Regions from separate parts of the Homo sapiens genome. Here all the other regions are linked to region 2. Evidence: chromatin loops called from intact Hi-C (ENCODE). Cell type or tissue: endothelial cell of umbilical vein. All regions are shown on one strand. Links, peaks and the distances in the headings refer to the core of each region. The heading gives the core; the rest is flanking DNA. Region 1 holds the start of PGBD3 (piggyBac transposable element derived 3). Region 2 overlaps ARHGAP22 (Rho GTPase activating protein 22). Region 3 overlaps WDFY4 (WDFY family member 4).

Evidence for each region. Peaks named below come from ENCODE experiments on the same cell type or tissue, not always from the same donor. Only the 100,000 strongest peaks of a DNase experiment are listed, where the experiment ranks them.
Region 1: a loop joins it to region 2, with 3 times the contacts of the local background. A loop is called at or near these places in 10 of 110 quality-filtered maps.
Region 3: a loop joins it to region 2, with 15 times the contacts of the local background. A loop is called at or near these places in 2 of 110 quality-filtered maps.

The regions. Positions count from the first base shown.
Region 1 is chr10:49,514,122-49,524,677 of GRCh38, forward strand. It overlaps ERCC6 (ERCC excision repair 6, chromatin remodeling factor), which reads right to left. Exons shown (of 21, transcript NM_000124.4): 5 at 9,912-10,556. It overlaps PGBD3 (piggyBac transposable element derived 3), which reads right to left and starts at 10,160. Exons shown (of 2, transcript NM_170753.3): 1 at 9,912-10,160; 2 at 984-3,000. The coding sequence starts at 2,993. The coding sequence ends at 1,212. In endothelial cell of umbilical vein, for the core only: a CTCF peak has its summit at 5,072 (motif pointing left); a DNase peak (open chromatin) is centred at 5,070.
Region 2 is chr10:48,546,467-48,557,022 of GRCh38, forward strand. It overlaps ARHGAP22 (Rho GTPase activating protein 22), which reads right to left. Exons shown (of 10, transcript NM_021226.4): 3 at 8,997-9,084. Among named protein-coding and RNA genes, the nearest start is that of ARHGAP22-IT1, 40 kb to the left of the region's middle. RefSeq lists an enhancer at 8,976-9,476. In endothelial cell of umbilical vein, for the core only: a CTCF peak has its summit at 5,544 (motif pointing right); DNase peaks (open chromatin) are centred at 3,825 and 5,605; H3K27ac peaks cover 2,925 bases.
Region 3 is chr10:48,942,243-48,952,798 of GRCh38, forward strand. It overlaps WDFY4 (WDFY family member 4), which reads left to right. Exons shown (of 62, transcript NM_001394531.1): 49 at 1,088-1,207; 50 at 3,798-3,915; 51 at 4,618-4,727. Among named protein-coding and RNA genes, the nearest start is that of LRRC18, 7.7 kb to the left of the region's middle. RefSeq lists enhancers at 6,151-7,350, 9,892-10,391. In endothelial cell of umbilical vein, for the core only: no CTCF peak of the experiment used is centred there; DNase peaks (open chromatin) are centred at 3,429 and 4,969; H3K27ac peaks cover 2,889 bases.

The sequences.
Region 1 (10,556 bases), core at 1,746-9,745, 970 kb after region 2:
AATGTTGTCTTAAAAAAACATCAGGACTAAGGTTTAAAGAAGGGAAAGATTGCCTTCATTTTTGTACAATAACATGATTCCTTCCCCACCTTAATAGTGTGCAAAGTAAGTCAAAACTCACTCTTCACTACACCCCTGCAAACTTTTCCAAGTAACAGTAAAATCAGTTTAGCAGTTCTTTGAACTATACATAATATAGGCTGAACAATCATGTAATACACATTTTATACTAGACAAATCAATGTACACAACTGCCCATACCAACACACAAAAGGGACAAAATACACATATTAATGGGAATTATCAAATATTAGTTGCCTGAGATCATATTAATAAAATAAACATGCCCTCTCCAAAACTTCAAGGAGGTCACCTACCGTGGTGCTCAAAATTCAAAACAGACCTTACTGCTCTATTGTAATATTTTTATGTTGCAAGGATCATTGTACACAGAGCAGTTTAAATCTACACCGTCTGTAAGGAAAAAGCTGTGTATCATACAGTTAAATCATTCTTAATACAGAGTGACATTTCAACCTCAAGATCATTCTCTACCTATTGCAATATCCATTTAAGAAATTCAACAACAGAGGCACAATGAGTACAATTTGATTTTTAAAAATATATTCAGGCACCAAGCTGGGTATTTAATATAGTTTGCATTCTGTAGTATGATAGGTTTTCTATTTCAGACAGCTAAGAATGCCTTACAGATTAGTCTAATTTGCTAAATTGAGATACTTGGTGTTTTACTTTTCTTATCTTCCTTTTTATGGTCTATCTGGGTAAACTTAATTGGCAAATCTGAGCAGATGAAATACCCTCAGTTAGGAGTGCAGATCTCATGGAGTAAATTAAGACTGATATAGACAATTATGCCCAGAGCCAAGAATGAAAGGTGTGTGCAGAGCAGGAAGCAGAATTAGTCTTCATTTGTGTCTCAGCTTTGTTATTTAAAAGAAGGCAATGTGCTCTCTAAGAAAACATCTTTAACCCATTTATGTCTGAGGTTACAATTTTTTGAATTTTTGCATGAAATTCATATATGTTACCTAGAAAAATTCAAGGAACAAAAATTTGAAGAGAAAAAAAAATTTATTATGTTCCATTGTTATGTGACGTTCCAAAATTGGAACACTAGGCAAAACCACTGCTACACTGTACATAATGTATAAAACTATGTTTCTTATCTCAGGAGGTGGTGACACCTGCTATTCAGTGTGATATTCAACGGAACACTTCACATGTAAGGCAACATCACATTTTTCACATCGAAAAGTTGTGTTCTTATGACATTCAGCGCATCGCGTTTGCTTTCCCTGTTTGACTATCACATGATTTATGCCATCATAACGTGAGTCAATGTTACGCTTCTGAGGTCTTCCTTTTTGGCCAGGTTCTGGAGGATGACCATGGGTCTCCAGATAATGGCATACCACACGTCGACGAAACTCCAGAAAATCCACTGGTTTCTCATCATATGTTTTATGCAATTGCCAAGCATTTTGTAAGACCAGTTCGAAACAGAACAAAAGAGGGCTTGAATACCATTTCTTTCCACGGATTGATGCCCGATACTTATCAATGTTTTCATCAGCTCTGTCTACGCCTCCCATGAACTGGTTATACACTTTGATCATGTTTGGCTGCTGAACTTGTATCTTCTTTTTCAGTTTCTGGGAGTAACGACTGACAAGACACAGGGGATGGATACCAGCACCAGATGAGGCAACAGTGACAACACTGTTATCATTCCATCTGCAGACAATATTGCCTTTGCCATCAATTCGATAATCAAATGTGCCTCTTTCTTTTTTCTTTAAAGCTACATCTGATTCCAGTGGAACTCTGTCAATGTGATCCTTTCTCACTGTACCTGTTGCCTGATGTCCCATTGAACTGAGCTTATCAAGAAGTGCAATACTGGTGAAAAAGTTATTGAATACAAAATGGTATTGTCCAGGGTGTGCCTCTGTAAGTGCCTCACTAAACTGAAGGACAAGTGACGCACCGACACCATATTCCTCATGTTTAGTATTTGGGTTTTTACCCTGATACGGCTGAAACCAGCAAATGTAGCCCAGACAGGTGGCACCACACCAAAACTTATAGCCAAACCGAATGGGCTTTCCCCGAATAAATTGTTTGCACCCGTGACGACCAAAATAAGGAACCATGAATTCATCAAAGCTGAAATATGTTTCATTTGGAACAAATTTCATGCATCTCTCATTAAGTTTGCTTATGAGAGGTCGCAATTTGGAAAATTTGTCCACTGGATCCAAATTTGCATTGTCAGCAACATGCAAATTAGAAAATATAGTTTCAAACCGGTCACGTCTCATGGCAGCACTAACCAGTACATTATGCACATCTGTTCTTTGTTCCCAAAACATACGCCTTCTAGGAACTGAGACATAACCACTCAGAAAAATAATTCCCAGAAAACATTTGAATTCAGAGCTAGTCAAGCCAAGATGTACACCTTTACTGCAAGCATATAAGTTGGAGTACTTGACAATGAGTTCAATGACCTCGTCATCAAGAAAAAGTTCAAGAATTTCTGTGGGAGTTCTCATTACGGTGAAGAAATCGTTTGGTGGTGCTGTAACTCTACCTGCTACGGGTTGTACAGTTAGGTCGGCTTTTTTCCATTTGCAAAGAATTTTTGTCATTTTCCTCCTCCTTGATGGTGGAGGTTGCTGCACAGTAAACGTAGATGGAACTTCATCAGGAGAGTCATCTTTAGGTGCGTATGAGGGATCATCTGAGTCAGACTCAGCATCAGAGCCATCTTGAATAAGATACGCAGCTGTGTGCAACAAAGAACCTGGCAGATTATTTATTGTTCCACCTTCTTCATCTCCTGATTCCTCATCAGAAACAGGTGCTGTAGCATTTTCAGGTGGTTGTATCACTATAGCACTTGCTTCTATGCTGTCATCTGTCTCTAAAAGGTCAGTTATTTCATGTAAACTTAGTGTTCGAGGCATCTTGGGACTAAAACGGAAAAAAGGTATTATTAGTCCTAGTGGTAGTGGTTTTGCCTAGTGTTCCAAAAATGGAACATGAAAAATGTCAAACCCATAACTAATGCAATAATAATACTTTCTGTATTTTCTTTTTACCGCACAATAGCATAACTAGTAGAGAAGTTATTTCTTAAAAATTACTAGTATAGGATGTAGTGCAGTAAAGTTATATGTACCTGTCTTTGGATACTCAAAAATGTTTCTGAAAACTCACATCACTTTTTGACAAGCTCCCAGCATGCCAGTATCTGTAGCAGTAACTAACTCTGTGCACCAAGTGATAACATGTACCCTCAGGAGGCAGACATGTGTGAAAAATCAGACCTTGGCAATGACCTTGAGCAGTAGGGCATGAATAACTCCCACATGCTTAGCGTTCCAATAATGGAACACTAGGCATAAATAGGTTTTAAAAGTGTAACTTTTTCTTTCAACTTATAGATTCCTAAAAGAAAATGAACACAGTCTTCTTTCTTTTTTTTTTTTCTCTCAGGCTCCAGTGATCCACCCACCTCAGCCTCCTGGGTAGCTGGGACTACAGGCGCACATCACCACACCCAGCTAACTTTTTCTATTTTTGGGGTTTCACCATGTTGCCCAGGCTGGTCTCGAACTCTTGAGCTCAAGCAATCCTCCTGCCTTGGCCTCCTAAAGTGCTGGGATTACAGGTATGAGCCATTGTGCCCGGCCAGGCTTATTTCTTGAGAAAAATGAACTCTCAGAGATGTTAAGAACATTCTTAAAATAATTGTATTTAGGTTTCTGGATAAAATCTCAAACTTTTACTAAATTCAGATTTTGGGAGAGTTTTGTTTTTTCTCTTTAATTTGGGCTTTAAAAAAAAGGCACAATCAAATCAACCTCCACATTGTGAGTTGGCCTTTGCCGAAGCACAGCCTAAAATTGCTAAATCCTCATCGGGTGCAAACCAGGATCCAACTGAAGGACAGACAGGACAATCCCAGTGCAAACAGGTGCTAGACAGAAGGGAGAAGTTCCCAGAAGACAATAAAATGGAGACAGGCTGTGAGGTTGGTGGTTCTCAGGGCACTGCCTTTAGAAGCATTTCAGGATAGGAATGGGACATTGGGTTGGAGTTGGCCCCCATCAAGTGGAGGGAGAAACCAGGCACTGAAACAATGCTTGTCCGAGTCTGCTGCAGCAAACCAAGCTGCGAGATCACTCTCATGTGTCCCACACCACCTTCAGACCCCTTCTCCTTCTCCAAGCCCTTCCACTGACTGCTGCCTTGAGCAAATGACTTCATCTCTCTGGGCTCAAAGTCCTATCTCCTGGGTGGCTGTAAGGATTAAACGAATTAACCTATATAACAAGAAGAACCACAAGAACCACTAAGTCGTACGCATTCAAACATGTCAGCCATCATTGTTCTTGTGCACCACTCCCGCCCCTGCCCCCACCTCCACTTGATGCCACCTTTGCTCAGGCCCTAAAGGCTGCAACGTTCCAAATCCACAAGACTCTCTTCATAACAGTCATTCTACTTGGCTTGACCCCTAGCATCTGAAATGCTGACAGCTCCCTCCTCAGAACAGTGGATGTGCACAACCCAACCCTCCCAAGCCAGGGTTCAATGGGGCCCTGGCCACAGAGGCCCAGTGCTCAGGGGAAGGACAATGAAGAGTATTATCTTCGCAGGAGATTATGTCTCACAGACTATTAGAAGACATTCTGTAAGACTTACACAATGAATGGAATCTTTATCACCCCTTTACATCTCAGAGTTACTCATGTAAAAAAGGTAAAAAATAGGGCACAAGAAAAACCTTTAGGATCAAAAATTTATTAAAAACCAATTATATCAACAGGCATCAAGTCTACAGATTCAGGTTACACCAGACCATGAAGTAAATTCTGTCCCCATCCACACCATACTTGCCAGGTCTTCTAGACTCCTGAGCCATCTCCCTATATCCTCATCCAAATTCCCAGATTACAGGCTTAGGTTTTTGGTTTGGTTTTCAGTCCAATGGAGGTGGGGGCAGCTATGTGTTGATTTTTGGCACCACCCTGTGGTCATACCTAAATATTGCACCTTCTACTCAATCCCACAAAGGGAAGGAAACATGTATGTAGAGGGCCCAGCCGACTTCAAATCTCAGCTCTACTTCACAGTAAAACTGTGGGCAAGCCAATTAACTGGAGGGGCCGTGATTATAACCATGTAAAGATGTGTATTCACAGAACCAAAGACTGGAATGACATGTAGAAAATAAAAACATAAAAGAGGTCATTTTTTCATCTTAATATTGTTGTCATACTTTTACAATAAAAATAGGGACTCATCAGAAGTGCTGAAAGGTGGCGAGGGAGCCTTCAAACCATGCAGAGGAACCAACTCAAATCCACTTCAGGCTATGCATTTAGCAGCTTAGCCCAATGCACCAGGTCATCTGAGGAGACTCAGGCACCGCCTACTGAAGAGTCCGTTTCTGAACTCCCCACTATGTTTCCCTGATCGGGGTGGGCATGGGTCGGGGATTTATCCCAGAGGCAATTATTTGCTGAGTGTGGGCCATAGTAAAGAAAAAAGCATTACATTCTCAAGCCTCAACATCCTTACCAACAATGCTTCCCAACTGCCTCAAAGCTCTCCTAAATGAGAACATAGTTCTTTCTGAGCAAGGTCCTGTGGACCATGAAGAATGTCACCAAGCTCCCCTCAGAGTCAGCGGGAGCTCAGCCAAAGCACAAGTGCAGTGCCCAGCTCCTCCCACTCTGCACCTGCTGCCTCAGACTCCCCACGCTGAGCCCAGGCCCCTACCCTCTGAAGGTGTTTCCCATGTGATTCTGACACACACACCCCACAAGAACCAGATGATCTATGACATACAGCATTTAGCTAAGGCTCCCTGCCAGGCCCTCCCCTGTGTACATACAACTGTGCAGGGCACATAAAAGAGGATTTTTGAGAAACTGATATACAAACTGCATCAGCCAAAAGCTGCAGCCCCAAAAAAGAGAAATACATAAGACTGACTTATTTCCATCCCTAGCTCCCAAACCTGACAGTGATCAGAGCCATCTGGGAACATTTTTTAAAAGTCCTGCCCGGTGACCCCACGCTACACTTCCTAAGTCAGCGTCTCCAGTGTTAGGGGCTCCCAGTGACACTGCATAATCAGTCTGTGGGTGGGGAAGCTTTGCTCTCGTCTGTGCTCGTTGCCCTCACTGTAGTCTGCGAGGGCAGCAACTTAAATAGTAACTGCCGATACATGAAAATAGAGTAAGAACTTGGGGGAATGAGTTTAAGTCAAATGATAAACACTAACCCTAGTCCTGCCAGCAAGAAGAGACAAAAACATATCTGGAAATGCATTTTCTCACTCAGGATGCAACCCATCTATGCCCTGCAGCCTGACCAAGCAGTGCTGACCACTGCTGGACAAAGAGGCAGGAGTCAGTGACATCTGTTTTATTATGTCAAGGCTGGCAAATACCTAGCATGAATGTTGCTAGTTCCCCACTGTGCCTATGATAGACATCACTAAGGAACTGCACACTCTTCCCAATCCACCCAAACAGGGCCTCGGAGCCCCCTGAATAGACTACCACTCCCCAGAAATCAGAGCTGGCTGGAAAGTGAAGCCCACCTGCCCTCCCTGTCCTCAGCCTCTCTGCACATTGTGGCATCACACCAACCTCCAAGGCAATCCAAATGAGAACCCTGAGGAAATAATGTGCCTCCAAAGCAAAGCAAATTCCTTCCCTTCTCAATGATGCACCTGGAGTTTAGGGGCAAATGCGTAACATTGTTAATTTGGATAAGGGTCATATTAATATATCTGAGCCACCCAACAAGACAAGGCCCTGCACTGGATGAACTTCCCCAACAGTCTCTCCCAAATGCCTCAGTCTGAATTCATTATTCCCTTCACACTTGGTTAGGTCCTATTTGTGCCCAAGTCTATTAACAGACTGCAAATTTTTTGCCAGAAACCCTTGAAGCCAGTCCAAGGATGCAGACATGCATTGTTGACATGAAAGCAAAGATAAAGCTATGGAGGCTTACCTCGAATATGGCAACTGGGAAGTGAATCAATAACATGGAGGTAACAAGGACTGGGGACAAGCGACCTGATCTTTATCACCCTGAAGGGGAAAGGTTCACATGAAATGTTTGGTCTTCTGGGCCACACAGGGCTGTCTTGGCTGCACAGCCTGTACTAGGTAAGCAGCATGTAGGTGCTCACCGGGAACCCACATCACTCAAACACTGAAGGTGTGTTAGTCCTAATCTTTATTTGGCACCCGGAGCTCCCAGGCCCACAATGTGCAAAGCAGTAGTATATTTTAAGAAAGCACTAGACCTCACAACCAACAGCCATAAGCAAATGGAAACCGTGGTAGCACAAAGTAAAATGAAAAAATAATGTATGTTTTACAAGACCTGTATACCACTGACCATAGAACCGACAGAACATTTACTTCTAAGCAGTGGCTCATCCATCCTGTATGACATGAAAGGGTATGAAAACCAGGGAACCCACTGAGGAGTCAGCCTCCAGATACAGTTCAGTGCAGAGGAGGAGGCAGGAGAAACACATGAGAAGGGGGAATACACGGTTTGAAAAATGGTTAAAACTTCAAAGACTGAGCTGAGGGCTTGAGCCAAATGAAGGAAAGCAGGATCCAAAGGGCGACTGCCCAGTTCCATTAAAAAAGCTATGGAAAGGGCTTGACGGAAAATTCCTAGTAAGTATCAGCTAAAACAAAGGCACCTAGTTAGGGTGAACCTAGTGCCAGTGAAAGGCCGATGGCTCTCAAGCTGAGAGAATAAAGAGGATGAGATATCCAGAAGTCACCCACTCTCACTTCCTAGAGTTGAAAAGAGCATTATAATTAACAGGCTATACCCTCAGTAAAAGGTGTTAAGTTCAGCAAAGGGTGCCTACCCTGGGAACTACTCCTAAATTCTAACCACTAAAAAAAAACTAATTTTCTATGTTGTAAACTCTATGACTTTATTCTAATCATCCATCGTCAAACCACTGCTAAGACAAGCAACCCTAAAGGTCTTTCTGTTTCTCAAGGGAATAGCATTACCATTTCAATTAGTCTACAAAGATCAGCAATGAGTAACAAAATATAGAGAGACTGGCAGTTCTAATATGCTTCTCAATCCTGAGCATTTTATTTTCTTTCATCCCCCAAACCAAACAGCACCAAAGGAGATGTAATAACAAATATTTCAATGTGGATATCTGCAGTTTAACAGCCTTAATAACTGTAGCTATAAAATGTTAAGAGCTATCGTATTTTGGTGGCAATTAAGAGTTATTGATATTTCTGAAATTCATTTGAGATTTCACTGTAGCTTTAGCAAAATATTGGCTCTGGAAATAATAAATTGTTTTACAATCTTAACATTATTAAGAAAAACTTATTGCCATCAAATTAACTAAACCCACATTTAAAATTCAATCAAAATAAATTGCTCTTGATCAAAATACTGATATATTTTAAACATATTTAATATTGACCCAATTTAATTGGAAAAATATATATTGCTCCATTTATAATCAATATGTTGAGATTAACACTTTTATTAATTCCTTGCAGTAGTTAAGAAAAAGTCTGACACCGCTCACTGTTCAAGAGTACTGGGCAACATTCCTCAAACAACTTCACAGGTAATAAACGTGCACAGAAACGAAAGCTGTGCTGAGGGATGACAAATATAAGCCAGCCCTCATCTGTGCATTACTACATAAGGTGCTACTAGAATGTGAGTGCCGCAACTCTAAAGAACAGGATTTAAGTCACAGGTCCTCAAATTACTGTTTAAAAGAATTGACACATCTATTTCGGAAAGGTTATGGAATGTCTGTAGTGTCTGGACGGGGGTTAATGAGCAGTTCTAAGTAACAAGAAAAAACACCAGGTCAACCTTCACTCACAAAGGCCAATAAATACAACAAACTAGGTCTCTTCACCTTGAGAAATAAGAAAAAACTGTTGAGGATTGGGAAAAAGCCATCCCACTATCAAGTATTTTAAAAGTAATAAGGTTCCTTTTTCCCTTTGACTTCCTTAGAGCTAAGTGAGCTCTAAGTCAAGGAGACTTGAAATGCGCGGCAGTAGCACAGTGTTCAGTGGGCCACCATGGGGAGGCCTGCAATACAGATTATTTTTCCTGGCTCTCAGAAAACGTGTGGCAATATGCAATTCAGACTTCATGTTTCACATGTTCACCTTCCCTTTTATGGTGCTTGCTTTATACAATGACAATGTCATGGAGCTAAAAGCCAAAGTCAGTCTCTAACATAAAAAACAACAGTGAAAAGAAAGGTATGCTGTGCATACAAAGTACACTTTTTGCATGATGGTGGCTTATAATTATGCAGATGACTATTTTCTCAAGACAAAGGAAGGATTTACAAAAGCAAGCTTATTCTTTCTATGCCAAAGCTTAAGTTTCAGCTCTTTTTTGAAGAAAAGTTCTCTAAAATTACTTTCCTGCTTCAAAAGGGAAAACAGAAACCCCTATCCAGTATGCATTAATTCACCCTTTTCTTTTTCCTGATACTCATTCTAGGGTGACTGTCGGTATAAAGGCGACACAGCTCACACTCAGCCCTCTGTATGCCTCTTGCCCCAGCCTTCCCTTAAGTTTTTCATCTTAGACTTGCCTCCAAATCCAACTAAAGACCTAGAAGTACATGCATTTGGGGCCAGCATCATTAAGGACTCAGGGGCCCCACTGCTTCTAGCAGGTTAAGGCTGCAGAAATCCAACCTCTGTATAATCGGGGGGGTCTAATATATTAAGCTGGATCTAGAATGCTTACATATTAATAAACCTGTCACCTAAGATAAAGCAAACAGTACAATGTATTTATAATCCCCACAGACCGACCTTAACCGCTGCTTATAATAATCTTCATCTCCATCATCTCGGTATCTTCCCACTTTCCGACCTCCTCCTCCTCCTTCTCCTACAGAAGCAGCTTCAGCTTCTTCCCCAGAACTTGGGAAAAAGTCATCATCAATCTCCTGCACTGGCACTTTCTTCTGCCGTTTCCCGCCCTTGGGCAGAGGCTTCAGCTCATAGTCAGTACCATCTCCAGACAGGTCCGCCTCTGCCCCCTCCACCTCGTCATCTTCCTCCTCTTCCTCCTCCTCTGTGGGGAAATACTCAGACTCTTCACCCTCAGAGTCTCCCTCTGCCTCTGGCCTCATGTCTGACTCCCAAGGTCTCCTTGCCTTTGGCAATCCCACTTTCCCCTGGAACTGCAAAGCCCTCTTCTGGAGTTTCTTGATGTGCTTTTTCAAACGCTCCTCTTTTTTGGACAGAACTCTGGCTTTCTTGTTTGGTTTGTTTTTATTTTGCACTGGGGCTGGAGGCGTGACTGGGGCTGGAGCTTTTCTAGCTGCTCTTTTATTACAACCTTGCTTCTTCCTTTCAAAAGACAGTTTTGCTTGATCTGCCAAATACTTTTCGAAGCCTGATGCTTCATTAAGCATGATTTTTCTGGGCTTTTTCTCCTGTTTCTGAGGGATC
Region 2 (10,556 bases), core at 1,225-9,224:
GATGATTACTGATCTCTCCATTCCGTTAGGGGTGACCCTGGCAACAGGGCACAGATTCCATCCAATTCCAATTGGTGTTGCAACATAGGTCCATACGGGCAGTAGAGAAAGAGGCTCCGCTAGCTAACATGGCATTACCATACCTGTCATGAAAATCATGTGTACATTTCTGGTGGCTCTGCCTTTCCATTGTTTGCTGAATGCTTTGAACTCTGAGGTTACTTACTGTGCCGTTGGCCAAGGGAAATCCTGAAGCTAAAGATAAAAGTGTCTCAGTCAGGGACACCTCTATCAGAGCACTCATCACACAGCATTGTGATGGGATTGGGTTGCTGTTATTAATCATAACGATTAATGATTAGAGAGCATGCAGGGAGGAGGGGAGCTTATCTAGACCAGGTACCTACTATGAGCCAGGATCTGGGTTCTCAGTGAATCCTCACCACAACCCAAGGTGCTTGGCAATATTCTCACCCCCAGTTTATGGGACATTGAGGCACGGAGCCCTCTGTGACTTGTCAAAACCCACACAGTCCCTGAGTAGCATGGCTATGCTCACATCCAGCTCTCCCTGACTCTGGCCTGGAGAGATGGGTGGTCTGGAACAGCACTGACTAGATGCTGTGAGGCCCTTGATGTCTGTTGAGAGTGTGTGGAAAATGGGCACAAACAGGAAGATGGCTCCCAGGCTTGCCTCCCCAGCTCTTCCTCGGAAGCTTCCTTTCTACATGCAGACACCAGCTTGCCTAGGCAACATCTGCATCCGCGTGTGGTGTGTCTGGCGACAATCAACCCCATGGCCCTGATTCCCATGGGACACAATGCTAGCTTTGCTACTACCATGGTCTCTGAAGACTGGTTGGAGCTGAAAACCCAAGACCTCAAAGCCATCCCTGTCCAGGCCTCCTATTGCCTGCAGGATTCCCATCTGGTGTTTGGGGAGTTGGGGGGGAGGCCCCAAGGAGCCCAGTGGGAGGGAAGGAGCATGGACCTCTGTGGGAGAGCAGAGAGCTTGCCAGGCCTCTGAATGGTACAGCTGGCCCCCGAGTCTCCTGACCCTGATCTTGAGAAATATGGGGCTCCCAGCCCAAAGCAGACAGGTGCTCCAGGATGGGGACTAGACCCAGGCCTCAGAGCAGCTGTGGTACCCTTCACCTCCTTCTGCACCAGAAAACAGAGCACTCTCCTCCTCCTCCTTTTCCTCAGATCCAGGGTGGCCATTCACGTCTTCCTCGGGCTAATCCTCAGCACTGCACACTCAGGTCCTTCCCCACAAGTAGGAATTGCTCCTGAGTGTGGGGGGCCATCGGCTCGGTGCAATGTTGTTGAAAAGGCATCCCGTCCTGGCCCCTTGTCTGGCACTTGGAAAGGGCAAGGCCAATGATGTGACACTCAGCCCTGCAGAAATACAGTCATGGACCATCTGGAGCAGTGAACATTTGACAGAGACTGGCTGTTTGTCTTCTACTCTCCCCTCTGGAAGGCACCCAAGTTCCTTTGGAGTCTCCTTGCCCCCACTAGGCGAAGTCTTGGGAGGGCTGGTCCAGATGCCAGAGTGGATAGGCCCTTCCTCACCACCCCAGTGTAGTCAGGGGTAGGCATGTAGCTTAAGCACAGATACTGAGACTTTGGGCTTTCGGCAAGTGAGCCATGCCGGGATTGCAGAGCCAGGCGAGATTCAACCTTCCCAGCACAGAGTACCACCCGCTCGCCCCTCCCAGCTCCTGGCCCCGTGACAGCCCAGCCGCTTGCCCCTTCCACAAGTGTCACTCCCATCACATCCTACCCCCTGGTTTCTGGTGAATTTCCCCTTTGCTAGAGTTAGCCAGAGCTGGCTTCTGCAACCTGCTCCAACCAGGACTCTTAATCTCCACTCCCCCGGCCCCACCCCATTTACGGTTACTCACTAGAAAGACTTATGGTTCTGGTCTCAAGCCTGCAGCCAACCCACTTGGTTCCCTTTGATAGCACCAACCCACTTGGTTCCCTTCAATAGCATTGTGCTAATTCCAGAAGACGGATTTTAGCAATGAGTTACAAAGCTTAACGGATGACCTAATTCATCTCACCAAACATGGCCGTTTTTTGGGGACAGGCCTGCTCTGGGATCTTAGCAACTCTTTTTGCCCAGAGTGCCAAAGCAGGCCTCTCCACTCCCCACCCGCTCCTTGTGGATTTAAAGGGAGGCCTAAACTTGGCCTGGGGCTGGATGCCCACATCAGCAAAAAGCCCAGGTCTGAGAGGCCCCCAGGATCAAGTCTGCAAGGAGCAGACAGCTTTCAAAGGGCTGGGAGGGGCAGGGTTTGCCAGGCAGCTGCCCTGGCAAGACAGAAGTACCAGGTGGGCAGGACCTGGGGGTCCTTGAGTCTCAGTCCCTTTGTGGGGCCTGGCTCCTTCATGCCTGCCCCGGGGGAGCTAGCCTCAGCAGGCTGAGGAAGAGCAGGGCTCTGGGGTTAGAGCTGGCTCAAGCTGCAGTTCCACCGCTCACCGGCCCTCGGATCCCAGCAAGTTACTTAGCTTGTCAGAGTCCCAGGGGCCTTGCCTGTTAGATGGGTTAGTAGAGGTTAGTCCCAGGAGTGTGGTGAGGATAAACGTGGTGTGCTCAGCTTCATTCCTTAGAAGGAACTCAGTGAATGTTTAGCCCACTAGCACTCATACACACCTTGGTCTACAACCTCAGGCACTCAACAAATATGATATTTGTTAGAAAGAATCATGTTAATTCTATCTCCAAGCCCTATGTTCCCAGGCTGGAAGGGAGCTGAGTCCCAGCTACTATTGAGATGGAGGGAAGGGGTCCTCTTTGCTGTGGTCAGGCTTACATGGGGCCTGGCAATGGGATGGGCTGTTCTTGGTCCCTCCTGGTCACCTGATGTCTTTACCTGCAGTCACTTGGGGCTGGAAGCTAGGTAGCTCTCCTGCCTTTCTTGACCATGGTGTGTCTGTCTGAGGCGGGACCCTGGTGTCTGGAGCCTGCTTTCCTGGTGGCACCATGCCTATCACCTTCCTGGGGCATTGCTGGGGGCAGGGTGACCAGTCTAGGGGAACGCCTCTTTCCCGACCCTGTCCACATCAATTATCTGGGGTGGGAGAGCAGGAGATTTCTGCTTTCTGCTGCAGAGACCTCACCTTCCCCTGAGGCAAGTGGCCTAGGGATTAAAAAGGGCCAGGAGATCAAAGCACAAACCAGCATCTTATACATTATACGGTCCTCCTCCTCTTGGAATAATAATTATTAGAATTAAAACATTGGTTATAGCTTTGCCTGCCCCCAATTAACTCAAACCTCCTCTCACTCAGTCCGCTTGTGAGGCCCATCTCATTCACCCTTCCAGGATTCTAAGTCCCCCACTATCTCTACACCAGGGGCAGCCTCTCCACCTTGGACCCTGAGCCCACTCAGCAGTGTTTTTTGCAAGCCCTCCAGATGAGGCGGAGGCTCACTAAAGCTTGAGAACCACTGCCCGACACCATTCTCCTGCCACAGAGGACAACTTTTCATTCTGGCAGAAAGCTTAACCTCCTGTTGCTTCCAATCCTTACATTAAATTCAGTTACCTATGTGCTGAGCGCCTTGGAACTAAGGTGTGAAGGAGACACACAGACCCCGTGCCCACTGTGCTTGCCCATTGCTGCTTCTGCCCAGCTGCTCTCCCTGATTCTTCACCTGGCTGACTCTCACTTAACCTTCAAAGAGCAGGGTCGTTGTCACTTTATCCTGGAAGTCCCATGCACTCCCTGCGTGCATTAGGGTCCCCTCCTCCAGGCTCACACAATTGCCTTTTTACTCTCCTCCTAGCCTTTCTCATCCTGTGAGTCAATGTCTGCCTTCCTGCCTGCTTCCTGAACTTGTTAATTCTGTGAGGGTAGGAAGGTGTCTTTCTTACTCCAAGGTAACAGATCATTATACAGAATGGCAGGACTACTGACTGTTCACCAAACCAGCCTTGCCTTCCTCCTGGAAAGAGGTGGACTCCATTTCCCAGACTCTCTTGCTCCGAGGTGTAGCCATGCAACTGCATTCTGGCCAATGGGCTGTGACGGGATGATGGGGCCACTTCCAGGCCTGGACCAACACATCTCCCAGGCATGATGGCCTCCTAGCATGGAAACAACTAGGATACTTTTGCAAGCCACAGGTTTCAGATGGCGAAACCATGAAATAGGAAGATGCTGGGAGATCAACTGCCTGCCAATCACAAGTGTTCATTTTTGACTTTATATGAAAGACAAATACATTCTTGTGTCAAGATCCTGAGATTTGGGGGTTATTCCAGCAGTTCACTTACCCTAATACAAAAAAGCTAAGCTCACTGGAGAATAAACATGAAATGGTTTTACTTTCCCAATAACTATGCCTATCACTTCCTACCTTCCCTTTGAGTCGTTGCTCACTTGGTGATTTTCCCAGGGTCCAGAGTGTGTGCCACTCTTAGTTATTCTAACAGTCTCATTAAGGATCTCTCCAATCCTTAATTCTGTTCCCTCACATCTGGTTCAAAGCTCTTTTTGTGCTGCTCCCCCAGCACTGTGGCCCTCACGGACTGGGGTGTGCTGGCATAGATAGGGGTTGCTTCTCCTAGACTCTTCCCTGAACTGCACCCTGGGCACTGGGGTGGGAAGGAGGCAGAGGGGAAATGTAGACCTTTCTTTGCTTGCCAGGCAAGGTTGCAGTTCCCTCCCTGGTGGACGGTGTTGTGAACTGGGGCAGGGGCACCCTCCCAACCAGCTCCTCTGGGCACTGGGGATCTGTTGTGCGTTCTGACCTCAAATCTCAGCTGACTTCCTGCAGGTGGCATCTTGCCTGTCTGCCCTGCACTATGAGAATTCTAGAAAGTCTGAGGGCCCATGTCATCCTCTTTTCTCCATCAGTGCCCAGGCCTGTGGTCCCACAGAGGCTTCACATTCTGCTCCTCTTGAGAACTGGATGCTTACGGCAGGAGGTGTGCCTGGCAGAACCCCATTTGCCATCAGTCCTCAGTCAGATTTTCCTTGCCTGGGTAACCATGAAAAGCAAATCTTGTGTGTAAGCAACTGTCCAAGCAAGACACAAATGCCAGTCACCCTTTCTCTCAGCCTCCCTTAAACTTTATAAGTGGTTTTCCTGCGTGTCCCCGCAGCTTCAGGGAGGAGACCGTCACCTCTGCCCAAAGCAATTGCTCCCACCTCTCAGTACGCTTTATATACTGACCATGTCGGGAAAGCAGTGGCAGGCCACAGCCACAAGAGGACAGAAGTCCCACTGGCACTAAAGCCCCCTTATAAGAGTGTTTTCTCTGTGTCTTGCTCAGTGGCTGGATGTGCAGGTTCTCAGGTGCTTTTGGAACCAGAGGTGTATGCTGTATCAAGTTCCAAGACCTCCCAGCCCAGATGGGAACAATGCTAGAATCTGTAGGAGGCCCCATATGGCCAGATGTCTGTGTTGGAGGGCAATTTTAGTGTGTGGCTTTGGAAGCCAGATGGCTTGGCCTCAAGCTCCACTCCTATCTAGCTGTGCTGGCTGAAAGGCTGGGGGTGGGCAACAGGGCCTGCACTTTCTGGCCCAGAACTGGCAGATCTCTCCACTAGATGGCACTCACAGTATAATGTTTCCTCATTTTTAATTCTACTTTGAAAACATTGTCATTTTTTATACCGTTGAATTGCACAAATAGAACTATGGCTTAAAATTTACGTAGTTAATTCTAGGCATGACCTTCCTTGGAATTCTGTCACATTTCCAAGAGTTGTCAAGTTTTTCCCCCTCTTGGGGGTGCTGGTTGGAGAGTGAGGGACCCATTGTGGTGTGACCAGTACCACAGGCCAGCACAGGCATAGCCTGGAAGTGATCCGGGGTTTGTCCTCCTTCCTCATATCCTGCCCTGATTTCCTGGCCTAGGCCCAGACCCCAGGCGGGGCTGTTAGGCTCCTTCCTGCGCCTGTTAGTTCACTGCTCACAGAGCCTGCCACCTGGCACCCTCGGAACTGTAGGAGAAGCCCCTTGTCCCCCCAGATGCACTTGCCACCCTTCACCCACCCAGCCTGGATTTCCTCTTGGTCTTTGCACATTTACCCCGGGGGCTGTGCTTGGTGCACACTGGCATGGCCCACTTGGTGATACTTCCTGCTCCTGCCCCCAGGTAACTGTGCTCAGCCTAGTGAGGATAAGTCCTTATTGTGCCTTGAGCTCAGGAAGAAAATGTCCCCAGACTCCCTAATGGCAGAGACTGACCCCTGCTCATCTCAGGGCCCTGCAAGGCTGGCTCAAAGCTGAGGTCACACGAGAGGTTTGCTGAGTTGGATGTGAATGGGTTTCTTGGCCTTCCTGTGACTGCACGTTGCTGTGGTTTAAGGTGGGTTCATCCAATCTTCTTATTCGTTTTTAGCCCCAACATGGCCTATAGCTGAAGCCTCAGTCAGCAACTGCTGTAACAGGAAGCCCACCCTTCTGGGGTCAGGCTGACCTGGGAGGGTCCAGGCTCCTGTACCTGCCAGCTGTTTGGCCTCAGGAGATTCACCTTACCCCTCTGGCCTGACATCTTCATGGGCTGTGAAGGATGGGGAGCTTTGCCAGCTGCAGCCAGAACCAAGCATGAGCTTCGAGTGCAGCCTCCCAGGTCCCATCTGAGCAGGCTGATAGGAAGCATCCTAAATCCGGAGCCCCCAGTGGGAGGGGAGCAGAGGGGACCACTCTTGGGCCCCGGGCAGCACTGGCATTGTGCTCTGCTCTGCAGATAGCTGCGCCGCACTCTGCAAAGGCTGACTGGACCGCTCACCGCCCACCACCCGTCCCGCTCTCCCTGAACTGCTCAGCAGCTGCACAAAGGCTGGAGGGCAGAGATGGGCAGCTCTGGGGAGCAGCTCGCAGGATCTGCAGGAACCTGATGCGCAGGCAGGCTACTGCTGCTGTGCTTGAGACAAAGGAGTTCAGGAACTTTCCTTCCCATAACAAAGTCCTTAGGCCCAGGTGGGGAAAATGCTAGAATCTGTAGGGGTCCTCAGATGGCCAGATGCCTGTGTTGGAGGGCAAGGTAAGTGTGTAGCCCAGAATGTCTGGGCTGAAGCCCCAACTCCGCCACTAGCTGTGTGTCTCTCTGGGGATTCTTTCTAATCTCCACGGTCTGTTTTTGTACAATAGGTCTGACGACATTCCCTATCTTAGAGGGATGTTGGGAGTATTGTGGGAGGCAGAATAATGGTCCTCAAAGATGTCCATCTTCTAATTTCTGGAACCTTGTGACTATGTTACCTTATATGGCAAAGGGTCTTCTCCTACCGCCCCCAACACCCCCAACACCACTGGCAAGAGTCAAATAAATTCTTGTAAATAGCTCTGACCCAGATAATGAACATGCACACAGGTGATGTCCCTTATCTGGCCTATGGAGCACACACTCAGTGCCTTTCTGAATTGATGGCTGGAGTGTGTTGACCTCTACCTTCTAGTTCTGGCCTTGAGTCACTACCCCTGTCCCCAGAGCCAGGGGCCACACCCCTCGCCTAGATGGCAGGGCCCTGCCTACGTCACTACTTGCATTTCTTCTCTATCTGAATAGCTGAGGCCTTTTCTCCTGGTTCCACAGTCAACCTCTGTTTTCTACTCCATACCCCAGGATCCCTTTGTTACCACCTTCTGATGTGCAGTTTTACCACAAAGATTCTTGCATTAGATGAAAAGGAATACCCAAGTGAAACCATAGGTACTTGAATTTTGCACAGGCGCGTATAGTTGGAAAGGGTGTTTCTGCACTTCAACTTTTGCCTGTGCCCCTGCGAACTCTGGTATGGACAGGACAAAGGTAGACATGCCCCTATCCCAGGCAGGATCTTCTCATACCTGTTCCCAAAGAGCCTCTACTCATGGCCTGAGCCTGGGGTGCTCCCTCAGTGGACAGCCAATAGATCATTTCTCAGGGTGGCTGGGGTGGCTTTACTGCTTTGCGACCAATCATAGATTTACTGGTTCACTGGGCCACAGTGAGGCCCTAGCACACTCAGTTCACAGCCACCACTTCCCAGGATGTCTAAATTCAGCTGACACTCTTGGTACCCTTCCCAGACTCCTCAGCACTCACTGTTCCCATCACGCTGCCAGTGGTCTCCTTCCTCAAGCATCTGCAACTGTCCCTGAAGGCTGTCTCTGTCTGCAGAGTTTTGTCCATGTGAGGGTAGGCTAGAAATGTCGGTTACTCCCCAGAAAGCAGTTCTCAAGGACTTGGGGGGTGGGAGTGGGTGGGTAGAGCCCCAGCCTCACTTCTTGGATGAGACCCCTCTGAAGCCTGTTCTGCACTGTGTCCAGAAGCCCCTGTGGGAACTGAGCTAGGATGCCTGCAGCAGCAACCCACTCACTAGCATGTCTGGGCTGGCTTTCTTCCCTTCTCTGACTCCCTTCCTCATGCCAGATCCTTGTCTCAGGCTCTGCTTCTAGGGGAGGCCAAGCTAAAGAAAACACTGGCTGACAGCAGAGCCGGCCCTGCCATGTACACTGGCTTCTCTGCAAGGCACTTTTACTTAGTGCATTAACAACGACATTGTCAAACTTGGAAGTTTAAAATATTGTTTTGTAACTGCTAACGTGACAGTAGAGCAGTTCTTTAGGAAAATTATTCCCCTTCCTCCTGCCACATCCCAATTCTCTGCCTTGGAATTTATAATCATCCTTACCTAAATATTCTTGATCTGTGCTAGTGTTTTTCCCTGGCTTTATTTCCAGGTATTGTGTTTAGATTTTCACCCTGAGATGTTCCCATTGACTAATTTCTTTCCTTGCATTTATCGTGAATTTAAAAATCCTCGTTTCGCATTACCCAAAAGCTCATTGTCCAGATAATTGATGGGACTTTCTAATTTCTTCCCCATGTGAGTATGCTGTCGATTTGGCCCACATTTCCGAGTCATGCCTGGAGACTGTGCTGTGGCTCCTGCGGGAGGAGTGTCACGAAGGTCTGCCCTTCCCAGGCCAGGGGCATGGCAACACCCCCACCAGGGCTGCAGAGCTGGAAGGTGCTCAGGCCTACCTGGGCTGATCTCAAAGAGGTGCTTCCCTGGGTCCTCGGGGCCAGGAGGAAGTTCAGTCACCTGTGTCCCTTGTAGAGAAATAAATCCCTAAAAAGGAGGCAAACACAAACACAGGGAGCATGAGATGATGGGGAGGGGACTGCTGTCGTCAGGGTCCCTGGAGAGGAGAGGTTAGGACCTGGGGCCCTCCAGGCCATGGCTGGGAAGGCTGGGCCTCAGAGAGGGGCACACACCTCCTCTCCTAGGGAGAGATGAGGCCTACTCAGAGTCCCAGGTGGATTAAGGTGGACACTGTAGTCTGCATACATGATTGGAGGAGCTCTGCCCACAGGCAGGGGGAACTCTGGAGCAGGGAGGGAGGCTCCCACCACTGGGAGCGCCTGATCCAGTGTGCCACCTAAGCCTTTCTGGGCCAGCAGGGTTTCAGGCTGGACAGGGTCAGGGAGAAGCCTGGCACTCTGGCTCCTGAGGCAACATGGGGGAAAGGATCAACAGATCTGTGTGCGTCCAGTCCTGCCACGTCTTGGCTGGGTGAGATTTCATTTCTTTACCAATGAGATAGGAGTCAGTTACCATGTACATGGTACCCCACTACAGAGAGTGCCAGGTGCCTGGGGTGCATGTGTATGCATGACAGAGGGCGGCTCCACCTGCTCTCTAGTGCTGAGGTCTGGCAGCTGGGCTGAAAGGTGCAGAAAAAAAGCATGAGGTATAGGGACGGGGAGGCTGGCTTTGAGTCCCAGCCTTGCACTTCCAGGCTGTGTGACCTCAGGTAACCCGCTCAATGTCTCTGAACCTCAGTTTCCACATCTGCACAATGGGACATGTCTCAGGAGGGTCGAGATGCCAGATTCCCATGTGGTAAGTCCTACTCAAGAGAATGAGGTGTTATAACCGCTGTGATTGACCCTTCCCCAACCCCCAGGCTAGGCAGGGCCTCCTTTATCCTCCTTCTGTATGTCAGTGACTATGAGCTGTGCTGAGGCCTTTATTTCATTCATGCTTGGTTTTGCTCAACTCAGACTTGGTATGGCTTCACTACATATTTTTGGTCCTCTCAATGGGAAACGCATTTTGAACTCCATCCCTGCAACCAACTACCTGGGTTCAAATCCTGGCTCAGCTACAGGAACATTGTTCAACCTGTCTGTGCCCCAGTTTCCTTGTCTGTGAAACAGGAATAATAAAGTACTTTGTAGGGATATTTGGAGCATCAAATGAATTAGTACTTGGAAGTTCTTAGTACTTAGTACTGGTACACAGTGAGAACTGTGTAAGTGTTTGCTAAATAAATGCCTGCTATTATTGTATATAAGGGCTCCACACCTAGTGGGGCACCGCATCCCTGTGTCTGCATTTACCCAGGTGAGGGGCAAAGTCACCTGCTGTATCCAGGTCGCCTCCTGCCTCTACCCCCATGTGTACTCACAGAGTACACACCCCCAATATTTTCCAGGCAAATCCTGGCTTTCACAGGGTGATGGGAGCCTCCCATGTGCTGCTGGAATCCTGCGCTCCAAGGACACATGGAAGTGACTCTTCTCATTTAAGCAACGTTA
Region 3 (10,556 bases), core at 1,762-9,761, 400 kb after region 2:
GCATGAGCCACTGTGCCCAGCTGGGATCTTATTTTTCTAATTTACCAAAATGTCTCAGACATTTCCCTGACCAGATGTCGGTGATGGAGTACAAATCTTGCACATTGGAGTCAGAGCTGGGGAATGTGCGTGTGTGCGTGTGTGTGTGTGTGCGCGCACGCGCATGTGCATGTACCTGTACACTATGGATGCCTCCGAGTGGGTACACACACCCCATCTGTGAAGATACACATGTATACAGCCACATAGGGGGCAGAGCATGGGTGTCAATTCTTGTTCCTGGAAGATACACGTGGCTCCCAGCCTGGACAAGTTGACATTCAGCCCAGGGTTCTCAAAGAAAGGAAGAGACCCTAAAAGAGGCAGTTGTAGAGATTCGGGGACAATGAGAAAGTAGGTCTTAGTCACTCAGGTCCAAAATCCTCTCCCAAGGGGCAGGTTGAGGAAAGGAGAGCCCCTGAACATACAGGCCACATGTCAGAGATGACGGCTGTGTTGGATTGCTCACTCATTCAGCGGCCTTGGTGGATTTTATTCCCAATACGGGCCCTGTCTCCATTTGTGACTGTTCATCTGGAGGCAGAGGGCCCTTAAGAGTGAGCATCACCCCAACAGGCAGGGACAGGGAATAGGCAGTTCCCAAAGCCCCAGAGGAAGCCAGACCATCAAGCCTGGGAGTGAGGGCCTCTGTCTCTGGGACTGCCATGGCCCATCTGCTTATTTTCTAACCATCAATAGGTCAGCAGTCAGTTCACCCACAGCATTTGTGCTATGATTTTAGTCAACTTCTGAGAACTGCATCCAACAGTTAACACAAAAGCATGTTTTATCCTTGGTGTTGGATGCTGAACTGCATTGGGTTTTTTTTTTTTCCTTGCTGACTTTGCTTCCCGAATATACTTGCCTCCGTTCATACTGAAATTTGTGTGTGGGTCATGCATGAGATGTGCACAAAGTAACCGAGGGGCTGGCTGCCTGTCCTCACCCACAGAGCCAGGGCCTGCTGCCGAGGCCTGAGGGTGGGACCCATGGCTTTGCAGGAGCATCAAACGTATTTGGTTTATCCCCTTTCTGTCTCTTCTGGTAGAAAAGGGACATCAGCAATTTTGAGTATCTCATGTACCTCAACACCGCGGCTGGGAGAACCTGCAATGACTACATGCAGTACCCAGTGTTCCCCTGGGTCCTCGCAGACTACACCTCAGAGGTAAGTTCCTCACGTGGAAACCACAGCTGCCCTCAGGTGTTCGGACGTTGATAACAGAGACCCTAAGTCAGCATGCAGAGCCTCTGCTAGGAGGTTCCGTCACATGAACCTGGGTACCTGGGCCTAAAGGCTGCTGAAGCTCAGATCTCTTTTTTTTTTTTGAGATGGAGTCTTACTTCATCGCCCAGGCTGGAGTGCAAAGGCGCAATCTCTGCTCACCGCAACTTCCGCCTCCTGGGTTCAAGCGATTCTCCTGCCTCAGTCTCCTGAGTAGCTGGGATTACAGGAGTGCACCACCATGCCTGGCTAATTTTTTTTGTATTTTAGTAGAGAGGGGGTTTCACCATGTTGGCCAGGCTGGTCTCGAACTCCTGACCTCAAATGATTCTCCCGCCTCGGCCTCCCAAAGTGCTGGGATTACAGGCATGAGCCACTGTGCCCGGCCTCAGATCTCTTAACCCCACTGTGGCCTTTGGTATTTGGCTGCCTGGGTTCCTGTCCTGGATCCCCCTGTGGAATGATCAACACAACTAACATAGTTGCTAACATGAGCCCCAGGGGGCTTCCTGGCTTACTCTCCACAGTGAAGGCACCTGATGCCATCTACCAAGATGGTGCCATGGGTCAGCCCTTGTGGGGTGAGGCAGTCACAGGTGAAGTGGGCCATGGAATTTGTTCCTAAAATCAATGTGTGCAGGAGAGGGGCCTGGGAAAGAAAGGAGAGAGAGACACAGGGATACAGACACACAGAAAGGACAAGCTACTCTTGCTGTAACTTGAGTTCAGTGACAGAGATGATGGTGTCTGGGCCTCATCTGGGATCTGGACTGAGATGTGTAGTGACAGGGGAGGTTGATGGTGAGATGACAAGAACAGATCCCTCATCTCTTTTAGCCTGCACCCCTGCGCCCCAGCAGGCAGGGAAAGGATGGGGAGTAAAACTCCACAGCTGGACCAGGGTGATTTCTGTGCTTCTATGGGGACAACCAAACTATGGAGCAGTGTCCTGGCCACCCGGGCTCTGGCCATCTGGAGAGGTGCTGGGCCATATGTAAAGCACACAAGGTGGCTGAGCCACTTGTTCAGATGAGCCTGGCCAGTCCTGCGTAGGGCTGCTTGGATGGCAGACCTTCAGGATTTGGGAGAAGGAGACTCAGTCCTTTGTGACCTCTCATCCCTTCTTAAGACATTTAATGCAGCAAAACGTTTCTCACTAGCACTGGCTGCTGCTTATTGCACTAATGGTCCATCGGAGGCTGAGGCATTTCAAACACAAAACCTACTCACATGTTGCAAAGTGGTGGTTTGCAAGCCTTTTTTGTTTAGGTCATACTAGGTATTTAAAACCTTGATTATTTATCAACTTAAAAATTAGGAGATTTCTCCTTTAAAAAAATCTGGATTTCCAATATCTTTTGGAAAACGGTGAGATCTGGCAACTAGGAATTTTTCTGAGCTGGCAAGATTGTGAAAGCTGAGTGTGGGTCTCCGTGTGTCCCCTCCAGCACTCACTGGGATCTTAAGAGGGGCCATTTCACTCTTGCCCCTGCTTCTCCCTGGCTTTTGCAGGCATTTGAGATAGTGACACACTTGGCCCCCAGTGGAGCTTTGAGGATTCACTGCTAGTGGAAAGAAAGGGTTATGAGCCAGGCGCAGTGGCTTATGTCTGTAATCCTGGCACTTTGGGAGGCCGAAGCAGGAGGATTGCTTGAGCCCAGGAGTTCAAGACCAGCCTGGCCAACATAGTGAGACCCTGTCTCTATCAAAAATGCAAAAATTAGCGAGGCATGGTGGCACGCACCTGTAGTCCCAGCTACTTGGGAGGCTGAGGTGGGAGGATCACTTGAGCTCAGGAGGTCGAGGCTGCAGTGAGCCAGGACCACTCCACTCCATACCAGCCTGGGCAACAGAGCGAGATTCTGTCTCAGAAAAAAGAAAAGAAGGAGAGATACACAGGTACCTCCTCCTATAAAGAAATGCAAACCCCAGCAATTCTTGGCTCCTCTGCTAACATACAGAACCTGAAAAGAAAAAGTTTCCCAGAGCACCTGGCCCTGAAACTGGTCCTGTTTTCTCTGCAGTATATTCCAAGAGAGGGAAGGGGCGCTCACAGCATGCTTTCACTGCCCAGAAAGGAGTGAACCTCCAGGAAAAATGAGCAAGTTCCTCTCATTTCCTCCCTGAACAGATGACTTCTAACTTCCTGTAAAATCAGTTTGATTCTAAGCAAGGACCCTGAACTATTGGAGTACATAATGCAGTTTAGGAGCCAAGTGCCTCATAGACAACACGAGTTCTTTTAAAAGTGTCTTTTCAGTAGCTGGAGGCCATGTTCTGATTTGGGTCAACTTGGAACAGGTTGAGTGTGAACTCAGTCTTCCCCTCCTCTTATTTTTCATTTCTCCCTTTTTAAGTCTTTGTGGATCACTGGCTCTGGGGCCATAAAACCCCAGCCTGCCAGCTAACCACCAGAGGCAGGTCAGACCAAATGACTGTAAATCAATAAAGAGAACCATAAAACTCAAGAGCGTGGCTCCTAGGGCACAAGCGGGTCTGGGGAGTTAACTCCAGCTGCACATCTGCCTTCTAGACATTGAACTTGGCAAATCCGAAGATTTTCCGGGATCTTTCAAAGCCCATGGGGGCTCAGACCAAGGAAAGGAAGCTGAAATTTATCCAGAGGTTTAAAGAAGTTGAGAAAACTGAAGGTGAGTAGATCCAGCTTGATTTTTGGTGCAGTGTTATTCATCGGGATGCCCTAAAATGATAGTTGATAACAATTAAGGTGGTCACCTAGCCTACAAGTAATTGCATTTGAATAGAGGACTCTAACCTGGTGGTAGGAAGTGCCTGGGGAGCTTCTAGAAAATACTGATGTCCAGGCCTCACCTCTAGAAATTTGGATTTAAATAAGTCCGTGGTGTGGCACAGCCCAGGGGATTCTAACATGCAGCCTGGCTGGAGAAATATAATGCTAAGAGGTAATGACTCCATGCCTAGGGGCAGGCAATAGCAGAATAAACTAACATTTATTCAGCACTTTCTCTCTGCCAGGGGCAGGCCAGCCTGTGTTTGTATATTACAGTGGTCCATTTCAAAGAGAAGGAAAGTGAAACTCAGAGAGTTTAAGCAACTTGCTCAAGATCACAGCCTCTAAATGGCAGAGCCTGCATTTGTGTGACTCTAGCTCCCAAACTTTGTCCATCTACACGCCATCTTTAGACGTTTTGCCACATTCACGTGCCGTCTGTGATCTTATTGCCTGAATGTTTTACTTTAGGTCTGTTCACTTCCTAAACGTCAATGAATATATGTTTTTAATGCCGTTCATGAACACAGTGTAGCACACATATCTGCCACGTGTGAGTGCAGGTAAGGAAGCAGCCCTCAAGCATGTGTTTTTGTTGCAGGAGACATGACTGTCCAGTGCCACTACTACACCCACTACTCCTCGGCCATCATCGTGGCCTCCTACCTGGTCCGGATGCCACCCTTCACCCAGGCCTTCTGCGCTCTGCAGGTGAGCTGCTGCCACTCTCTGTACACACACACACACACACACACACACACATACGCCTGTATCACAAGACTAAGACCTGTGCTTGAACAAAGACAGGATGCCTCTGCTAAAAACTCAGTCATTAGCCAGTGATTCCCAGTTGACATTGGCTCCAGGATTCTGGCTCACCAGCCAAGGCAGGCTGTTCTTCCTCAGTTACACCTGCACATCTGCCCAACAAAGTCTTGCAAAATGATTCTAAAAAATAAGAAATGAGACATGAAAAAAATGATTTAACATAAATAAGATTTAGTGGAAAAAGAAAAAGCAGGAAACTTGGAGACTAGAAAGGCAGGCGGTCAAGGATTAGAAAAATAAATACGAGAAGGAACAATGAAAAGAATATGACTCAAGACATCGGAATGCATAAATCTGTACCAAGAACAAACTGAAAGGCTTCGAAGGACAAAACCAACTTACCCACCCATACGCTAACAGACCATTATACCAGCTTACGGTCGCCAGGTTTAAAATAAAAATACATGATACCTAGTTAAACTTGAATTCCAGATAAACTATAAATTATTGGTTGTTTATACAAAATTTAAGTTTAGCTGGGCCTCCTGTATTGTATATGGCCACTCTGGTGTCCAAGTGTTGCCAGGTTGGTGTCCAAGGCATGGGGGATTTCTGGGACAGAGTCTTTCATGGGCAGTGCTGTGAGGGTGCTGAGAAGTTCCTTTCCCCTCTTCCCCTCACAACCCTATCACTGGGATCCTGCTTCCAAGGAGCCCCTTTATCCCAGGGCACAGCTTTTGAACGGGGAGATAGCCCTCAGATAGGGCAGCTGGCTCGGCTGACTCTAAAGAGAATATAGCACAGGGAGTATGGGCTGCCCTGATCCAGACCCTGCAATGGTCTGACGGAGAGAAAGGCATGAGCTGGGATGGGCAACAGGCCACTGAACACACAGACTTGTTCTGACACCTAAGCCTCATCTCAGAAAAGCCTGGGTATCCCAAGAACTGTGAGTTTGGGACTGACCTCACCTGTGAGGTCACTCTTTATGGTCACTCAGAGGACCTTGACCCTGAGAGACCAAAGGCCACCCTGCATCAACACTAAAGCCAACTCTGAGCCCTGGGGCAGGAATGGGTAGGCAAGGTCAAGGCACTTTCTCCAAATAAGGAGCAAACGTCCTCCTGTCTTCCATTACTTGGCGCAGCCTTCTCCCTCCTTGACGGCATAACACGTCTAGACATTGTATAACCCCCTCTCCCTGGAAATTCACTCAAAAATAATAAATGTGCTTCCCCTGAGCCTTTCTCAGGCAAAAAGCATTTTAAGTAAGTTTGGTTTGGAGAACAAATGGTCCCAGAGCTGCACCCCATGCCAGGAATCCCATCCAGATGTTGCTCATTAATCCACAAGAAATGATGATCACCGTTGACGATGATAGTGATGGATTCCGCCACTGGTTTCTATCCTGGGAATTTAAGTGTTTAAGTGTTCAGAATGCTTTGGAGTTTCCTGTTGCCCCTTCAGGAGGCTGCATTATAACCCAAAACCCCAGCTCTACCTGTTGCTAAGGATCTTTTCACATCGGGAGGAGACAGAGTGAAATAGAAACAGTCTCAGCTGTGAGATTTACATCACAGCTCTGCCACTTAATAGATGCAAAATCTTCTGCAAGTTATTTTACCTCTGGAAATGAGGGTTAATTATGCACATCTCTCTGGACTATAGGCTGTTGAGAAGATTAAATGAGAAAATGTGCAGAGAACCCCCAGCTCAAGGCTTGATGCTACATAGGTGATCAATCACTGTTAGTTCCCTTCTTCCCTCTGCAATCAGCTAGATCTAATCTGAGCAGGTCTGAACTTGTCCAGGCTGGTCTCCTCTGGTTTAAGCTAATTTAAGGCAGTCTGGACTGCATCAAAGTATTCCAACTTAGCATGAGCTAGACCTAACAGGTGTGTTGTGAACCAACGGGATATCTGGGCTATGGCCACTTTGAAGCTAATCACTGGTTTAAGCTTATTTTAGCCAGTCTGGTCCATTGGTGACCAGGTAAAATTAGTTTGAGATGGTCTAAACCCATGTGAGAGGGTCACAACCAATTGTCCATGCTTTTAGGTGACACAAATGCAGTCATCTTACCTTGAGCCCTTTTGACTCCCATGTTGAAGTCACTGATGTAACTGAGTTTTGGGGCTCAGATCTGTCTTGGGTAGATTGACCCATCCAAGTTGGAGTCATCTGGGCTGTCTCTACATGCTTCTAAATTGGGTCTCACTTTCTTACTTTTAAATGACTCCTCTAGTGGGTCACACCTGGCCCGAGCCTTTGAACCAGCAAAAGAAAGAGCCACCTTCAGCTTTTTCCTTAGGAAAAAAGAATTTTAGCTCTCGAGAGGATGAGTATAAAGGCTACATAGTCTACCTCTGTGGGAGGACACACCAGGCTCCTCTTTGAGAGTGCTGGGGCCTTGGCAGACCTCCTTAAGAATATTCTGGCATCTTCTTGAAGTCAGGCTCTTCCCTCCATCCCATCCTGCCTCCTAGGGGGAGGCCTGTATCTTCTCCAGAGACCTTTGCTTCACTCCTGTGGTGGCTGGAAAGGAGCCTCCCATAGTCTCAGCAGCCCAAGGCACTACTCCCAACCTGGGGTAGATGATGGAGTGGGGAAGAGTGAGAGACGTGGGGAGGCTGTGGAACCCAGGCAAGGAAGCCAGAGCCAGTGGACATGTAAGAGTCAGCATGGGAGAGCACACGTCTCCATTCTGCTTTGAGCAAATGCTACCACCCGCCTATTACCACAGATAAGCCAGAGTGGAGACATACGTGGTGAGCCTGGGGCTCATGTCCCAGCATCCCCAGGGCTGCGTGTCTGACTTTGCTCAGATCGCTTTCTTTCTTAGGGTTCAGTCTCCTTGGTGAGATCAAGGAGGTGGGTAGGAGGATCACCTCTGAAGGCCTTTCCGTAACAGCTCCAATCTCTGATTGCTCATTAAGCACCTACTATGCACCTGGATGGTGCTAAGTACCTTACAGCTGTTATTTAAACTATTTTATACTTATTTGTTGTGGAAAATATGCATAATAAGAAATTTACCCTTTTAACCATTTTTAAGGGCACAGCTCAGTGTCATTAAGTGCATACACATGGTTGTGCAGCCATCGCCACCATCTGCCTCCAGAACTTTTTCATCTTCCCAAACCCAAACTCTGAAACCATGAAACAATAACTCTCCAATCGCCCCTCCCCACAGCACCCAGCAACCACTGTTCTACTTTCTGTCTCTATGAATGACTACTCTAAGCCTCTTATAAGTGGAATTATGCAATGTTTGTCCTTTTGTGACTGGCTTCTTGCACTTAGCGTAACGTCCTCAAGGTTCATCCATTGTTGCGGCATGTGTCAGTTTCCTACGGCTGAGTCTGCGCCCCTGTATTTGTAGACCACATGTTGTTTATCATTCGTCCATGGCTGGGGTGCTTCCTCCCTCTGATGACAATGAAGGGTGCTGCTGTGAACACTGCTGTGCCTCCTTGGACCCTCACAAGCTTGTGAGAGGCTGCTGTGATTAATCTCAGGATACTGAGTCTCTGGGAGGTCACATCCCTCAGGAAATGACAAGGGAGATGAGATGGGTTCTAGCCCTGGGGACACCAAGCCTAAAACACTCATGGTAAATAAAGCAAGGTGGGATCTACAGAGGTTGTCCAGAGGGGACACAGTGCTCAGAGGAAAGGGACATGTGCCATTTTCAAGGCCACATTTTCAGTAGAATAGTGGGGAGTCCCTCGTGCAGCATCACACACAGGTGCACAGGCATGCAGTGTGACATGTAGGCAGTCACCCGGTACTGCAGCAGGCATGCAGTGTGCTGGCTGCATGTGTGTGCAGCATGGCCCCTGGTGCCCCCAGTGCAGAGTGACAGGCAGCACAACAGCTCTGCCATGGAGCACCTTTGCTGTCACGTACTGTATGCCTGTGTGGCACACCCAGTGCGGTCTGCTGGGTTGCAGAGAGGCAGGCATGGAGTTCTCTGGGCACTGTGGCCCATTTACCCTGCACTGTGCAGAGACTGTGGACAGCACAGAGACCCCCTATTGCTGTGCGGTACATTCGGAACACTGGGTATAAGGAGTGTTTTATTCCCTTCAGGTTTAAGTGTTCTTAGGTTTGAGCTGGTCTTATAATTGACACATACTTATATCCTTGCTGTGTTTGTTTGTTTTTCTGTCCCAAGCCTGTTATTACAATAAGATTTTTACAATCCAGAAAATATGGTATATATATGTACTGTGTGATCTGAGCAGGTGGCACATGCAGGCAGTGTGACCAGGCATGGGTCAGCTTTGAGCTCTGTTTTCCCCACTTTCTTGGAGGTGTGAACTCGTCTGTCTGCCAGGGCAGAGGGCTTATCTCCCCCAGCAGCAGCCCCAAGATGCTGTAGTTCTTTTGTTCATTTGTTTTTTGAGACATGGTCTTGCTCTGTCACTCAGGCTAGAGTACAGTGGCATGATCATAGTTCATAGCAGCCTGGAACTCCAGGGCTCGAGCAATTTTCCTGCTTCAGCCTCCTGAGTAGCTAGGACTATAGATGTGCACCACCACTCCTGGATAATTAAACAAACAAGCAAACAAAAACAAACAAACAAAAACAAAGAAACAAAAAAAAGCACACATTTTGTAAAGACGGGGTCTTATTATGTTGCCCAAGCTGGAAAATGTTATAGTTCTTAGGAGTCTTGCCTGCCTAGAGCAAGTGTCTGTGAGTCTCCAGAAAGCTGAGTCACTAGGAGGTCAGGCCCCTGCTGGGGTCCCAGCCCAGGCACCTGTTTCTGCTCCAGTAAAAGCACCAGTTGCTCTCAGGCCTGAGATCAGACCCACCCGAGGTGGGGCCCAGCAAGGCAGCCGGCGCCCACCAAAGACACAGCAGCGGTGGCTGCTGCTGCATTTAATAAGAAACAGAGATAAAGTGCTGTGTTAATTAAGTCACAGCCCATGTGAAGTCAGCTGTTACCAGCAGTGGGGAAGGGTTTTCCGAACCACCTGAGGCGAGATGGCTGGTTTTTGTACAAGACAGATGCTAACTGCAGAGAGAATGGAGAACCGTGGGGCAGCACTTGGCCCATCCTGGCTGTTGACTTAGAAGCTCCTGGAGGGGTCAGTGCCAGGATTCTTGGTGGAGCGTGTGCCAGGGAAGGCGAGGAACCTGGAGCGTCTGTGTCTGTGCTCACACCCAGGTGGACCATGCCTGCCTCTTCACTTGCTGCCTGCAGCTCAGCCCCTGCCTCTGAGGCAAGCAACCCACCTCCTGGTACCCTAAGGCTCACATAGGGCCAGCCTACCCAATGCAGCCAGGGCTGTGGGGCTAGACATAGAAACTGCCAGCCTCCCTCTGATTACAGTGAAAGGGCATGGGATCTGTAAGGGCCCAAAGTGTGACTTGAGGAGAATCATTCAGGATCTCCAACACCGTCTGGTTTTTATCATACAGACTTGAGGAGTATTGGAAAAGCACGTGCAATAGAGACAGACAGTCCCGGGATAATCTCCTGGCTCTAGAACTTTCTAATTGGCATTATTGAACAACGGAGCCTCAGTTTCTTCATCCTTTAAAATAACCCCTAGCTGGGAGGGTGGTGAGGACTAAAGGAGATACGACATGAGCCATTTTGGCTGACCTTAGTGTCCCCTACGTGCCCACCCTCCTCCTCCTAATGCAGGCAGCGTGGTTTCAGCAAGTCTTGACGGGTTCACTCATTTAGAAAAGAGCCACCACCTACAGGAAGGAAAGCTAATGGCCACTCTGGGGTCATCCCGTCCTCTGTGAGAGCA